Regions from separate parts of the Homo sapiens genome. Here regions 1 and 2 are each linked to region 3. A link is a contact called in ENCODE Hi-C data. All regions are on one chromosome and are shown on one strand. Each heading gives the region's core, a stretch centred on a gene start or an enhancer-like site at or near the end of the contact. The rest is flanking DNA. Distances are from core to core; before and after follow the strand shown. Region 1 has its middle 96 kb from the start of HSD17B3-AS1. Region 2 holds the start of BICD2 (BICD cargo adaptor 2). Region 3 holds the start of AOPEP (aminopeptidase O (putative)).

Region 1 (4,580 bases), core at 1,658-4,157, 1.4 Mb after region 3:
AGCTTCCAAGTTCAGTTCTGCAAGCAAGTATGCTGCTCTCTCTGTTGATGGTGAAGATGAAAATGAGGGAGAAGATTATGCCGAATAGACCTCTACATCCTGTGCTTTTCTCCTAGTTTCTCTCCACCCTGGAACATTCGAGAGCAAATCAAAACCTCTATCCAGACAAGACAAAATAAAATTCACCATCTCCTGAAAAAAAAAAAATTTCAGTAATACGGAGGAAAATAATCACTAGATTATACTATAATTCTAATATTTGATGAATTATTTGAATGGGTGCATTGATAATATTAACTTAAACAAACTTTAAGATCTACATTTAATTTTCAGTTCCTTAATTTCACATAGGCCATTAGTCTTTCAAGAAAATATTCTGCTTAGATCAAGCTTTTCCAACCCACAGCCAGCAGGTTGCATGTGGCCCAGGACGGCTTTGAAAGTGGTGCAACACAAATTCGTAAACTTTCTTAAAACATTATGAGATTTGTTTACGATTTTTTAAGCTCATCAGCTATCATTAGTGTTAGAGTATTTTATATGTGGCCCAAGACAATTCTCCTTCCAATGTGGCCCAAGGAAGACAAAAGATTGGACACCCCTGATTTAGATATTCTTATCTATAAATGGCAAGCAGCATATCATCTTTGTCACCTCAAAATTTCATAAGGAGGAAAATAAGTCCAAAATAATCGCAACAGATACCTGGAAAATTATGATTGATCCAGTTATAACAAAGGGTATAAAAGGATGAAGAGGTACTCAGGAAAAACGTGGCACCCACAATGTACATTTTCACTAGCCAAATTCAAAACAATAGAATTCACATGAATTCTTTCAAAACACATTTCAGTTCTGTGGAAACCAAATGTTTGAACAAAAAGCTTCTCAAAATGTTACCCACTGACAACTGTATTCAGTGGATGAAGACAAAGAACTTTTGTAATTTACTCAAGTGATCAGGTACAAAGTTCTTTCCAGAAACCATGTTATCGAAATGCTTTCTTCCTGCATGACATGCTGCTGCATGCACAAAGTTTAATGGTGTTATTAAATGTGCTGCTTTTGTATTCTTTCCATCAGTTTGACAGCCTGGTGGATTAATGGTGAGGCTGAGTGCGCTCATCTTTATTTTGCTGCCAAGAGGCTTTGGTTCTTCCCAGTAAAAGGAATCTTATTGGAGAAATATTTATGAAATGAAAAGTCCATCAAGTAAAGTGTTGGGCAATTGTCTCCAGCAATGGAACAAACATGGTGATGGCTACAAGTGACTTGGGAATCACAAGCGTCCTATGATTTGTTCACACTCTTCAGCTGTGTGTTGAGAAAGCAATAATGGCACAGAATTGCTGCCTGTAATCTCCAGCAAGTGGGCTGCTTTCATCATTCTTTTTTATCCAAAGATAAACTACATGACATAGAAAAGATTTTGGAACCGGCTTATCATGTAATTTTACAAAATGTTCCAATAAACTGGAACAGTAGCTATTCCGTGTTCAAAGGCTGCTTGAAGAACAAAAAAAGTCTTAAAATTGTACCATGTGGGAAGCAATGCCAATTTGGCATAAGATTGCTTGCAGAGAACGCAGCTCATTTGCTGGAATGTGCTGAAGAAGTGACCTACTCCATGGACTTTGGGAGGCAAGCACTTATTTTCTTCTTCAGCCTGCTTTAGACCCTCCTATTTTCCTAGCCGGAAAGGTGCTGGGATTAACTTGCTTGCAAGGAGCGCTGAGGAGCATGGACATTTAGAGACACAGTGTTAGCTTAAAAGCCTATTCCAGTGCTCCACTGTTAATTTTTAGATCCAACACTTGAGGACAATTTTTCCCTCAAATGCATGCAAATTATTGGAAATGAAGATGACTGAGGAAAGGCAGCAATCTGAAGACTGCTGCTGAAGCGTCCAGAAGGCTCCTCGAGCAGAGCACGCAGCTTCTGTTTCCGGGGCTGCTGCATTTCCTGCAACCCCATCTTCAAGTCCAGGTGGTAGGGAAAGGAGAACACTTGATGTTAGCAATTGCAATAGTCCCCCGTTATCTGCGGGAACAATCCAAGACCCCCTATGGATGCCTGAAACTGCAGATAGTATGGACCCTACATATACAACACAGGTTGTCAGACAGCACGGGTGGTTCACGTTCCCACTTGAAAACGTTTGAAGTGTGAAACCATTTGTTTCTCCCCAGTGGGACCCTTCCTGACGCCAGGACAGACTTGGCCTCTTGGGTTAGTGTCCCTGTGATACCGATCCTTCTGCAGGGATGTTTGTCTAGCCCTCACCAGACCCTTGCAGTAATACCTAGACTCTTTTAACGAAACCAGGACCAAGAATACAGTGTTCAAGGGGTGAGAACTCAGGTATACAGACGAACAACTGTACTACATTTTTCCTTGTACATAAATACCTATGAAAAAGCTTAACTTATGAATTAAGGCTAAGACACTAAGAGATTAACAACAATACCTAATAATAAAATAGAACAATGATAAAAGTATCTGTAATAAAAGTTATGTAAATGTGGTCTCTCTCTCTCTCCCAAAGTATCTTATTGTACTGTACTCACCGATTTTCAGACCACAGTTGACTGTGGGTAACTGAAACGGCTGAAAGCAAAACCACAGCTAGGGAGACTACTGTGTCTATGTTTAGAGCAGCGTTTCTCTACTGTGGTTGGCACTATTGACATTTTGGACTAGGTGGTTCTTTGTTGTAAGGGGCTGAGTGTCCTGTGCATCATAAAAAGCTAGCAGCACCCTTGACCTCAACCCAGTAGATGTTGGTCCCAACACTCCCCCAATTTCCAGACATTGCCTAATGTCACCTGGGGGGGCAGAATCACCCCTAGAACCACTGGCTTAAAGGAAGGAAAGCTGACTCACATGCTACATTTACTTCTTACACGGTAACCCACCGTGGCACCCGTCCCATTGATCTGCTTCAGGCACCAGCATCTTCTGCGGAATCTGGTGCTGACTAAGCTAGCTACCAAAGCATATTGTACGGCCCCACTGGTTTCTTGGAAATGGACTTTTGTTTCCACTGCAGATCTGAAAACAGTGACCACAGGAGCACCCTGCCCGGTGACGGTGCTGAGAGGTCACTGTTATCACACTATAAATATTAAGCTTTAAAATGTCACTGCTGGGTACAAACCTCTGGTCTGATAGAGGAAATAAGACCTGCTGTTTGATAGATCAGTAGGGTGACTACAGTCCACAATAATCTAGATACATTTCCATATAGCTAGAAGAGACTAATTCAAATGTTTCTGGCATCAAGGAAAAATACATATTTAAGGCATGGATATTCCAAGTACACTGATTCGATCTGTATGAATTACACAAATATATAAAATTACCACTTGTATCCCTAAAATATGCATGTCTTATGCATCAATTTAAAAACAAAAAATCAGATACAATTTTAACTACTAAAGTTCTTAAATGAAAACTGAAACATGATTTAAATTCTTAAATAAGGCCAGGTGCAGTGGCTCAAGGCTGTAATCCCTACCCTTTGGGAGGCCCAGGGTGGATCACTAGGTCAGGAGTTCGAGACCAGGCTGGCCAACATGGTGAAATCCCATTTCTACTAAAATACAAAAATTAGCTGGACATGGTGGTGCACGCCTGTAATCCCAGCTACTCTTGAGGCTGAGGCAGGAGACTCGCTTGAACCAGGGAGGCGGGGGCTGCAGTGAGCCAAGATCATGCCACTGCACTCCAGCCTAGGCAACAGGGCAACACTCTGTCTAAAAAAACAAAACAAAACAAAACAAAAAAATTCTTAAATGAAATTTCAGATGTATCCATGAAACCCAGAAGTTCTAAGCTGGCAATATTTGTCTTTGGTCAAATATCAGTTTACACACTTGTACATTCGACATTGGGTCACACTGTGTATTTTGAGCACACGTCTGAGAAGAATATTTATTCCCAAAGCATGGTCAGAGCACAGCAGGCACTCCAGTAGGGTGCTCAGTGGTATTTGCTGAACAAATGATTCCATCAGCCAATCCTATATTGCTGAGCATTTAAGTTGTTTGCAATCTTTGGTCTTATACAGTATCTTGCAATGAGCTTTCTTAATTAGAAAGCAACCCTATTTAATAATCCCCTTGAAAAATGTTTTAAGTGGTAGAATTATGGCATCAAAAGGTCTGAACGTTTTTGTGGTTTTTTATACCTATTATTGTGTCTTCCAGAAAATCCTAGTTATATAATCAGCAATGAATTAATGTTTTTCCCCACACTCTTGTCAGACCCTGGGTATTTTTTCAAAGGTCTCTGCCAATGTCATAGGGAAACACTGTATCTTCTTTTTATCATTTTGCATTTCTTTGGTTTGTGAATAAATAACAAAAATTGCACAGGGTCATAATGACCATTCATCACTAATTCTTCAGTTGAGCCCCTGGTGAAGTAATTGGGCTGCAGGTAAGAGGCACGAGGTATGAACCATACCGAACTTTAAAGTTTAGAGTGACACTTGGCACGGTGAGACCCTCACACTATAAGGGATGGGAACTGAGATTCTCAGGAGCTTTAAAGTTTAGAGCCACACCGCCGGGCGCGGT
Region 2 (4,672 bases), core at 513-3,012, 2.0 Mb before region 3:
GCCAATACCTGCTGACAGACAACAGAATCGAGTCCTGAGGGCGATGGGGGAGGACCCAGCTCCTGCTGGCCCAGGGTCAGCCATTGACTGGTACTAACTGAGCACCTGCTCTGCCCAGACATCCAAGCATCTGCTTGGATTCATTCTCTGCTCTCCACAGACGGGTCTCCTCAGACACGGGGGAGGCAAGGAAGGCTGCAAATGATTTAGGCACCTGTCTGGGCTGACTGGGAGCAGAGGTGCCAGGTGATAAGCCTGGAAACCAAGAGCCAAGGGCTCACCAGGACACACTCAAGTGGGGGAAGGGAGCACACCACCAAGCTATACTCCTGACCGCACACCAGTCCTTTCCAAATACATGACCCTCACAACAATCCTTTCTGGGCACGCAGTACTGCACTCCCATTTTGCAGAGGGGGAAACTAAGACTCACGGAGGGCCTCTACCCAAAGCCACATCACTAGCAAGGGGCACAGCCTGGATCCAAACCCTGGTGTATCCTCCCAGAAAGCAATTCCTGCAAACAACGCTATGGAGTCAGGGAACGGGAGAAGAGAAGCTGGGGAAGGACTGTCCAAGACTCCCGCTGCCCTGCCGCCTGGAGACCCTCGACCAGCCTGGTGGTCTAACCTACTCTCCCCCCAGTGGGAATGACACAGACCACTGAGGTCTCCGTCCAAGAGGAACACAGCAAGCCACAGCGAGGGGAAGGGCCCGAGAAGCGGGGCTGGACAGGAAGTGGGCCAGGGAAGTCATGCTAGCTGGTGGGAGCGCAATCCCGGCCATGAGGACACAGCGCTGGGCCTGGGGCAAGGGTACTGGGGGACCCATGCCAGGGGCAACCTCCACGTGCAACCCCGAGCCCCTACTCACTTAGGCCGCTGTCCACGACCTTTCCCCACCTCGGAGGCACTCATGAAAGAAGCAGAAACGCTCCGAAAGTAGCTGCGCCCAGAGAGGGGAAGTGCTTTCTCTGAAGGTGACAGAGCCGCAGCCACCCAGACCCAGGCCCACCCTCGGCCTCTCCCAGCGGGTCACCAGCATCCGTGGCCTCAGCTCCCGGCTCAGCCACTGCCCTCCCAACCCCACCCCACACTCAGACACACCCGGAACAGCGACCACCGCAAAGCATCAGCCCTTACGAAGCCCCGCCCCGCCGGGGCCGCCCAGGTCCGCACAGAAGCAGGCGGGCAGCTGCAGGAGGCGACAAGGCGCCCGGACCCCTGCATTAGCGGCGTCTGCAACGGCCGCGGCACCGGCCTGCTAGCCAAGGCCGGGCCCACTCCCACATACTGCCCGTGCCCCCTCCGCCCCGGCGGCCCACCCCTGCCGGCCCCCGCTTGGCAAGCTGACCTTGGCCGCCCTGGTGCCAGGGACGACGCCCACAGGCCCCGGCGCCGGGCGGGGGTCGCAGGGCAGGGCGGCTCGGCTCACCTCCTTGAGCTGCTCCATCTCGCTGCGGATAGCCTCATAGTCCACCTCGAGCTCCTCGAACTGCAGCTTGAGCTGGTGCTTCTCCTCGAGCACCGCCAGCCCGTACTCGGCCGCCTGGATCTTCTCACGCGTGGTCTCGGCCAGCTCGTGGGACAGCCGCTTCACCTCGGCGCGCAGCCACTCCGGCTGCGCCTCCATCACCAGCCGCGCGTACTCCTCCTCCTCCGACGGCGCCGACATGGTGGCCGAGGGCTGAGCCGGCTCCCACTGAGGCTCTCGCAGGCCGGGCCCTCCTCAGCCGCCGCCGCTGCCGCCGCCGCCGCCGCCCTGCCCCGACGGCCGCCCGCCCGCCCGCGCCGCCGCACGGCTCCTCCCCTCCGGCGCGCGGGGCCCGCTGGGGGCTGGAGTCCTGCCTGCGCTCCGACCACAAGGTCCATCATGCCCGGCGCCCGCCCGGCCCCCGGCTATGATTGGCCCATGCTCTGTGAGGGGCGGGCCCTCGGGCGCAGCCACTGACGCCAATGTGGCCCAGGGGGCTGTGGGGACAGTAGTCCCGCTAGCGCACCGACTACAAAACCCGTCCAGCCCCGCGCCCACCCGTCCCCGTCCGTGATTGGCCTGCGCCGCCAGCGTCGAGCCGGATGTACCGGCGCCTTGCAGTCCCCTGGACGGCGGTCGAGTGGGCGCGGCCCCGCGGCCTTCCCCACACTCAGAGCCGGGGACACTGCTCGGTCGCCGGGCCTCGCGCTCCCCTGTGCCTCTGGCAGCCGGCGGCCACGCGGGGTGGCAAGACGGCTGCCGGGAGAACCCCCAGGGGGAGGCGGGTGCGGGGCGGCAGGACTGGGCTCCCGACCGTGGGACGAACAACGCGGACAGAGCCCGGGAGGCCACGAGCTAGAAGCGCATCCGAGAGCGCGGGTGAACGGCTGCTGCTGGAAACCCGTGGACGGTGTGACGCATGCTCTGTGCAGACGTCTGGGGGCGGGAGGAGGACGGGCCAGCAGGGGGCGCCCAGGGGCCAGCGGGAACCTCAGCACCGCCCCTCAGTCCTTCAAGGTCTATTTCTTGGGAATAAAGACATTTCCATTAATACAGGGTCATAAACGTGGTAAATATAATTGTTGTCTCCGCATCTATTTTTAGGCCTGACTTAAGTTGTTTGAAAGCCAGTCGTACCCTTCGCCTTGGCGTAGGTAACACTTCTCCGTATATGGTGGTGTGTGAGATAACTCGTTTATTCTTTATCTCATTGACCTAAAGCGCAACACACCCCACAGCCGCTGACCGCCATAGCACCTAATGGCCAGTATCAGTGCAGATGAGTTCACCCTTCCCTCGTATTTTCTTTAGCCAGTCCACAGGCCCCAAGGGAAATCCTAAAGGATGATTTCCATGGACCCTAGCACAGCCATAGTCCCTTCCTTCCCACCGTCTCTCACTGCCCCTCTCCATCTGCTTGTCCGCCTCTCTTAGGCATCCCTAACCTCTCCGGAACCTAAGAATAATAAATTCCTTCTGTTTTGTACCTTTTAATTTTACTTTCTCATTGTATCTCACCTGAACCCCACACCCATTCGGTTCTCCTAGAGAGTGGCTATCTTGGCTTATGGTCACTCTCCCTCAAGACCAAATTAGAAAGAAGCCATGACAGCAGAAATCACAGCACACAGGGTACTGACACTATCTAATGCACAGTCCACACTCTAATTGCACGAGGGCCCAACACCATACTGGAGAGTTTCAGTATTGTTTTTGTGGTCCAGGATCCAGTTGCATTCAGTCGTCAGGTTTCCTGAGTCTCCTTTGATTGACCTTTCTGAGGAGTGCAGTGCACACTGGTATATGCTCATGGGGTGATGAGGTGATGCGTTTCTGGCAGGACTGTCACTGAGGTGTTGCTGAGTTTTCAGAGCACCAGCCGGGAGGTATGTGATGTCGATTTGCATTTCTCTGATTGATGCTGGGTTTTTCTTTGGTAATTAGTGTCATGAGTGAAGACTTTGCAACCATAGATATAGCCTATGACTCCTCAAACCTTGACCCACTGGTTTTGGCATTCATGACTACTTCTTGCCTGAAATAATTATTACCATACTGTCTGCTTTTTTTTTTTTTTTTTTTTTTTTTTTTTTGAGACAGAGTCTCGCTCTGTCCCCAGGCTGGAGGGCAGAGATGCAATTTCGGCTCACTGCAACCTCTGCTTCCCGGGTTCAAGTGATTCTGCCTCAGCCTCCCGAGTAGCTGGGACTACAGGCGCATGCCACCATGCCCAGCTAATTTTTTTTTTTTTTTTTTTTTTTTTAGTAGAGAGTGGGTTTCACCATGTTGGCCAGGATGGTCTCGATCTCTTGACCTCGTGATCTGCCTGCCTCGGCCTCCCAAAGTGTTAAGATTACAGGCGTGAGCGACCGCGACCAGCCATACTGGCTGCTTTTCTATTTCCATTAGTCCTTCTCCATTTATGAGTTGCCTTTGTACTGTGAGGCACCTATACCTTCTCATCTATTCCCTTCTCTCTCATTCATTAGCAGTATGGATCCATGGATTCTTATTTTACTCCGTGGGTTACAATCCATTACTTTCCTTACTTGCTTTGATGCTCAAATGGTAGCAGATTTGGCCCGTGGGAGCTCCTCCAAGCTGGCTCCATGTCTTCAAAACATCGTAATTTGTTATTATTGTTATTACTTCCTTGATGTCTGATGCAAATTGTTCCAAGATCATCTTGTGCTCTCCATGTCCCAGACCTGAAATCAGTCATTTCCCCAAGGAGCCCTGATTCTTTTTAGTGTTTTGTTTGTCTGAGGAGAATGTGTCATAGATTGGCTTGTGAAATTAACTAATTTTAAGGAGTTCAGTTGTAGTAGGAATAGGAAGACCAACCTTCCTGGCTTACCTGGGACTGTCTTGGGCTGGGCAAATTGTTAACTGTAAGTGGGAGAGCTCCCAGTGTAAAGAAGGAACAAGACTTGTTTGAGTGTGTACTTAGCAAGGGAGGGACTGATGCCCCACAGTGACTTGCCCAAGGTCACACAGCCTCAGGGCAACACCTGCACCTGATCCAGGCTGATCTGACTCGAACCTCCCCACCCCCCGCCATACCTTGCTGTGGGGCAGGTCTGAGGAGGGAGGGAGAAAGACCATGGGAGTCCCACGCAGGGACTGACCATGGCGCTTTGAACTTGGAAACAGGTGGTGGTGGAAGGGAGGCCAGGGAAGGTTTCAGGAACATTCTGTT
Region 3 (4,480 bases), core at 1,422-3,921:
AGCTAATTTTTGTATTTTTAGTAGAGACGGGGTTTCACCATGTTGGCCAGGATGGTCTCGAACTCCTGACCTCAGGTGATCCTCCCGCCTTGGCCTCCCAAAGCATTGGGATTACAGGCATGAGCCACCGCACCCGGCCTGAATAAGAAATTTTTAAACAGGTCTGAATGGAAAGATAGACTTGGGAATTGTCAGCTTACAAACTTACAGGTGGTAGTCACCTGACAAGAGACAAAGTCACCACCCTGGGAAAATACACATCAAGGAGGCAAAGTTTGTGCAGGCCTGCAGGCCTCATATGGACAGCAGATGTGTTTTGTTTGGTCCAAAACAGAAGTTTAATAAAATGTGAATTAGTGAGCAATGTTTAAAATTTGTGAGATTTCATGTAAATATCTGTATATCGATTGGTGTTTTTTTTTCTTTTTCTTTTTTTTTTTTTGAGATGGAGTCTCACTTTGTCACCCAGGCTGGAGCACAGTGGCGTGATGTTGACTCACTGCAACCTCTGCCTCCTGGGTTCAAGCGATTCTCTTGCCTCAGCCTCCTGGGTAGCTGGGATTACAGGCACCCACCACCACGCCCGGCTAATTTTTGTATTTTTAGTAGAGACAGGGTTTCACCTTATTGGTCAGGCTGGTCTTGAACTCCTGACCTTGTGATCTGCCCGCCTCAGTCTCCCAAAGTTCTAGGATTACAGGCGTGAGTCACCATACCCGGCCCTCGATTATCTTTTAAGCAGGGGATCTGACATCACCGGGTCAGCATTCCTGGTTGGCAAAAATCAACAGAGCTGTGGTAGGGACCACGAGCTCCAGATCACCACAGTCTCTATCCCTGGGCTTCACTCCTTTGTGTTAACTGCCCGGCTGCTGTAGGCTTTGGGGTTTGCAGCCTCTGATGGAGCCTAAGAAAGCCAAGGGAAAAAAGAGCTCAGGAAAAGGGAAAGTGGAAGCCAGTGATAGAAACTGAGGAAAGATAGGTGACAGGAGAACCTAGAGGACTGACTTGGAAACAAGCAAAGAAATCAAGTTTGAAAGGAGGTGAAACAAACCTTGTTTTAGCTATATGATCCAGCTATTTGCTTAGGCCCCAAATTTAAGAATTATTTTTGACACTTTTCTTTTCCTTATCTCCCTTATCTAAACTCATCTCCAAGTCTGTCACATCTACCTCAGAATTATTCCTGAAATTTGTCCATTTCTATCATTTCTTACCTGCTCATTGCAAAAGCAACTCTTCTCTTTGCATCCTTTTAAATTGTTTCTCAAAAGTTTCATGTATACACAGCAGCTAGCAGGGTGATGTTATAAAACTAGATCCTGTCACTTACGTGTTGATAACTCTTCACTAGTTTCCCCTTACACTTCGAATAAACTCGTATTCCTCACAGGAACCCAGAGAGTCTGTGCATGATGGGGACTCTCCTTGCCTTCTTGATCTCATCCTCTGTTCTTCCCATGACCTACTTTCTCACTTTCTCCAAGGCACCACATTCTGCCCCTTCCCTATTGCTTGCTCACATGTAGATTCTTCTCTTGGCTGTTCTTTCCTTAGCTCTCCACAGAGTTGGCTGCTTCTCAGTTTACTGAACCTCTTCAGAGGGCACTTTCTTGACATCTCAAATCAAAAGGTCACCTGTCTTCCTTTAATTTCTCAGCAACTTATTTTCCTTCTACTTTTTTTTTTTTTTTTGAGATGGAGTCTCGCTGTCGCCCAGGTTGGAGTGCAGTGGCGCGATCTCGGCTCACTGCAGGCTCCGCCCCCCGGGGTTCCCGCCATTCTCCTGCCTCAGCCTCCCGAGTAGCTGGGACTACAGGCGCCCACCACCTCGCCCGGCTAATTTTTTGTATTTTTAGTAGAGACGGGGTTTCACCGTGTTAGCCAGGATGGTCTCGATCTCCTGACTTTGTGATCCGCCTGCCTCGGCCTCCCAAAGTGCTGGGATTACAAGCGTGAGCCACCGCGCCCGGCCTTTCCTTCTACATTTAATGTTTGCTTTCTCAACTAGAAAGTAATCCCCATGAGGGAAGGCACAGCGTCTGTCTTGTTCCTGGTTGTTTCCCCAGCTTTTGTTAAGGGTGCTTGCCTGGCACACAGGAGGACCTTAAATTGTGGTGGAATTAATATGTGAACAATAGTCACATGCAGCAGAGGTGAGACTAGGCTAAGGAATAAAATTGCACATCTGTATTTCAGTAACTTTTTTTAAATTTTATTTGAAACAGGGTCTTGCTCTGTGGCTCAGGGTGGAGTGTAGTGGCACGTTCATAGCTCATTGCAGCCTCGAACTCCTGGACCTAAGCAATCCTCCTGCCTCAGCCTCCATAGTAGCTGGACCACAGGTGCACGCCACCACACTCGGCTAATTTTTTAATTTTTTTGTAGAGACGGGGCCTCCCCAGGTTGCCCAGGCTGGTGATTTTTTTCTTAAGCTTCATAAAGATTTTGCAATTAGGAATACTAGGGTACCAGGGCAACTCTACAAGCCCTAGCCAGCCAAGCTGCTCGCGCCCTCCTATGACCGCGGCAGCTCCGCGCCTGCGCAGATCTCCCCCGGGCGGTCTCGCCCTCTCATCCTAAGGGGGCGGGCCTAGCGGAAGGCGGGTCAGGCAGAATGCGGCCCCGGGCGCGTGTGGATGACGTCACCCGGCGCGTGCCGGGGTAGCCCGTAGTAACCCCGAGTCTGCGGAAGTGGTGACCCGTGGGACGCGGCTGAGACAGGTAACCTGTTCGCTCCCTGTTGGGTCCCTGCCTTCCTCTCCTCCGGCGTCGGGATGGCGGCGGGGACAGCATCATTCCGTTCTGAAGGCGACGGGGAACCCTCCCTTACCCTCACTTTTGCTCGACCAGCGAGGACCCGCATCCCCTCCTCAGTTCTCCCAGACTCCTGGGGCTGAAACCCATCCTGGGGACTGGGCGGAGCGGTCACATCTTACCACCTCAGCTGTAGAGGTGGCCACGGGCTCTGGCTGTCTTCTCCCCGGCGGCACAGACCTTTCTCAGCCTCTGGGTGCCTCCTCCTTCGTCTCTTGCCTCCAGGCCCTCGGTCACCTGCCGGTCTCGGCTTCTAGCCCCACAGGGCTCATCTCCAGTCTTAAGTAGGCAGAACAGTTTCGATTCGATTCATTTCCACTTGCAGTGAAACCCATCCGCCTCTTCTTCCCCCGGAGGATCTTTACTGAGAGCACCACATTTTGAGTTTTGGGGTCCCTATAGAACATTCATACTGTTAGTCTGGAGTTTTGTTCATGAACGCATGCATGGGCGGGGAGGGGGTGGCACAGTAATGTGATTATGATTATCTATTGTGATAATAAAATATCCACTTAGGATCCAATCCACTGTTGAGATGCATGGAACAGTTAATAGCATTGCATAAAATGCCCCTTGTACCTGATTTCTTTTTGGTTTTCGTGCAATGATGACAATTACCCTTGCAAAGGTAGCCCTCAAAATAAGTAACATAACCCGCTAGGGATGTTTAGATCGCAAAAAAACAACAATAAGGTTCATATGGTTGATAAAGAAATAATATGGGTTATTACAAAACCAGACAGAATAGATGCTGAGTATATGGGACGAGAAGCAGAATTCTGAAATCCTTGATCTCATTGATTGTTTGGTTTTGTATTTTTAAAATACTTTTAGTCTGTTCCATTTTTGAATAGTGTATATTGTGCTTCGTATAAGTCTGGGAAGCCTTCCAATGACTTGCTAATTGGGAAGATTAGATTCTTCCAATATTTGGGGGACAAAGTAGAATAAGGTTAGGGTATAATAATAGTTGCTTACTGTTGGCCCATCTGCTTTATCCCAGGTACTGTGTTCAACACTTTGCATATGTTTTCTCCTTACTTCATACAACCACCTCGTGAGTTAGGAATTATTACCCCCAATTTATAGAGAAGGAAATTGAGTTTCGGTTATATGAAATTGACTTGCTAAAAATTCACAGTTAACTAAATGGCAAAATCAAGATTTAAATTCAGGTCTGAATATAACTTCAAAGCCTGCACTTTTCTTAAAGGACTCTACTAATGCTCAAATTTTAGGCTTTTTACAATAGTTGCACACAATTTTATGAGTTTGTTCACCTACACAAATGATTTAACACTTTTTAATATCTTTAATACTGTGTTAAGTTCCCATATTCCTGGAGTTAAAACACCTGGAAAGCTTAATTTGTGATCCTTCCTGCGTGCGCGCATGCACACACACACACACACACACACACACACACACCATCCTTATTTTTAAGAATGAGATAAATGGCAAACAAGATTGTGCAGTAAAACCCTGCTGTTTGGAGTCCTCAGGGAATGGGTAATTTTACAGTTGAGAGCTTAATACTTCTTTAGAAATGAAAATTTTATTGACTCTTTGAGATGGAAATTTTAAAAATGTACTACACAATTTCTTGCCTTCTTAAACACTCAGGATGCCGAGTAGATTTTTGACCTCACTGTGCCCGGTCGAG

The links. Hi-C counts contacts between places; a loop is a spot of excess contacts on that map. Pooled maps may share reads with other maps.
Region 1: a loop to region 3 is called in a map with no recorded cell type, with 7 times the contacts of the local background. The contact joins the enhancer-like site here to the promoter of AOPEP in region 3. A Hi-C loop is called at or near these places in 2 of 37 single-sample maps with no recorded cell type and 1 of 50 pooled maps.
Region 2: a loop to region 3 is called in a map of B cell, with 15 times the contacts of the local background. The contact joins the promoter of BICD2 here to the promoter of AOPEP in region 3. A Hi-C loop is called at or near these places in 2 of 168 maps with a recorded cell type or tissue (B cell and naive thymus-derived CD4-positive, alpha-beta T cell), 1 of 37 single-sample maps with no recorded cell type and 8 of 50 pooled maps.

The regions. Positions count from the first base shown.
Region 1 is chr9:96,147,769-96,152,348 of GRCh38, forward strand. It overlaps the pseudogene EIF4BP3. Among named protein-coding and RNA genes, the nearest start is that of HSD17B3-AS1, 96 kb to the right of the region's middle. Within about 2 kb of position 2,908, at least 3 of the 41 ENCODE cell types and tissues checked have a DNase peak (open chromatin) inside an H3K27ac peak, as active enhancers do.
Region 2 is chr9:92,763,071-92,767,742 of GRCh38, forward strand. It overlaps BICD2 (BICD cargo adaptor 2), which reads right to left and starts at 1,763. Exons shown (of 7, transcript NM_001003800.2): 1 at 1,435-1,763. The coding sequence starts at 1,674. RefSeq lists silencers at 1,714-2,453, 3,306-3,355.
Region 3 is chr9:94,724,028-94,728,507 of GRCh38, forward strand. It overlaps AOPEP (aminopeptidase O (putative)), which reads left to right and starts at 2,672. Exons shown (of 17, transcript NM_001193329.3): 1 at 2,672-2,724. RefSeq lists enhancers at 2,284-2,453, 2,399-2,941, 2,464-2,943.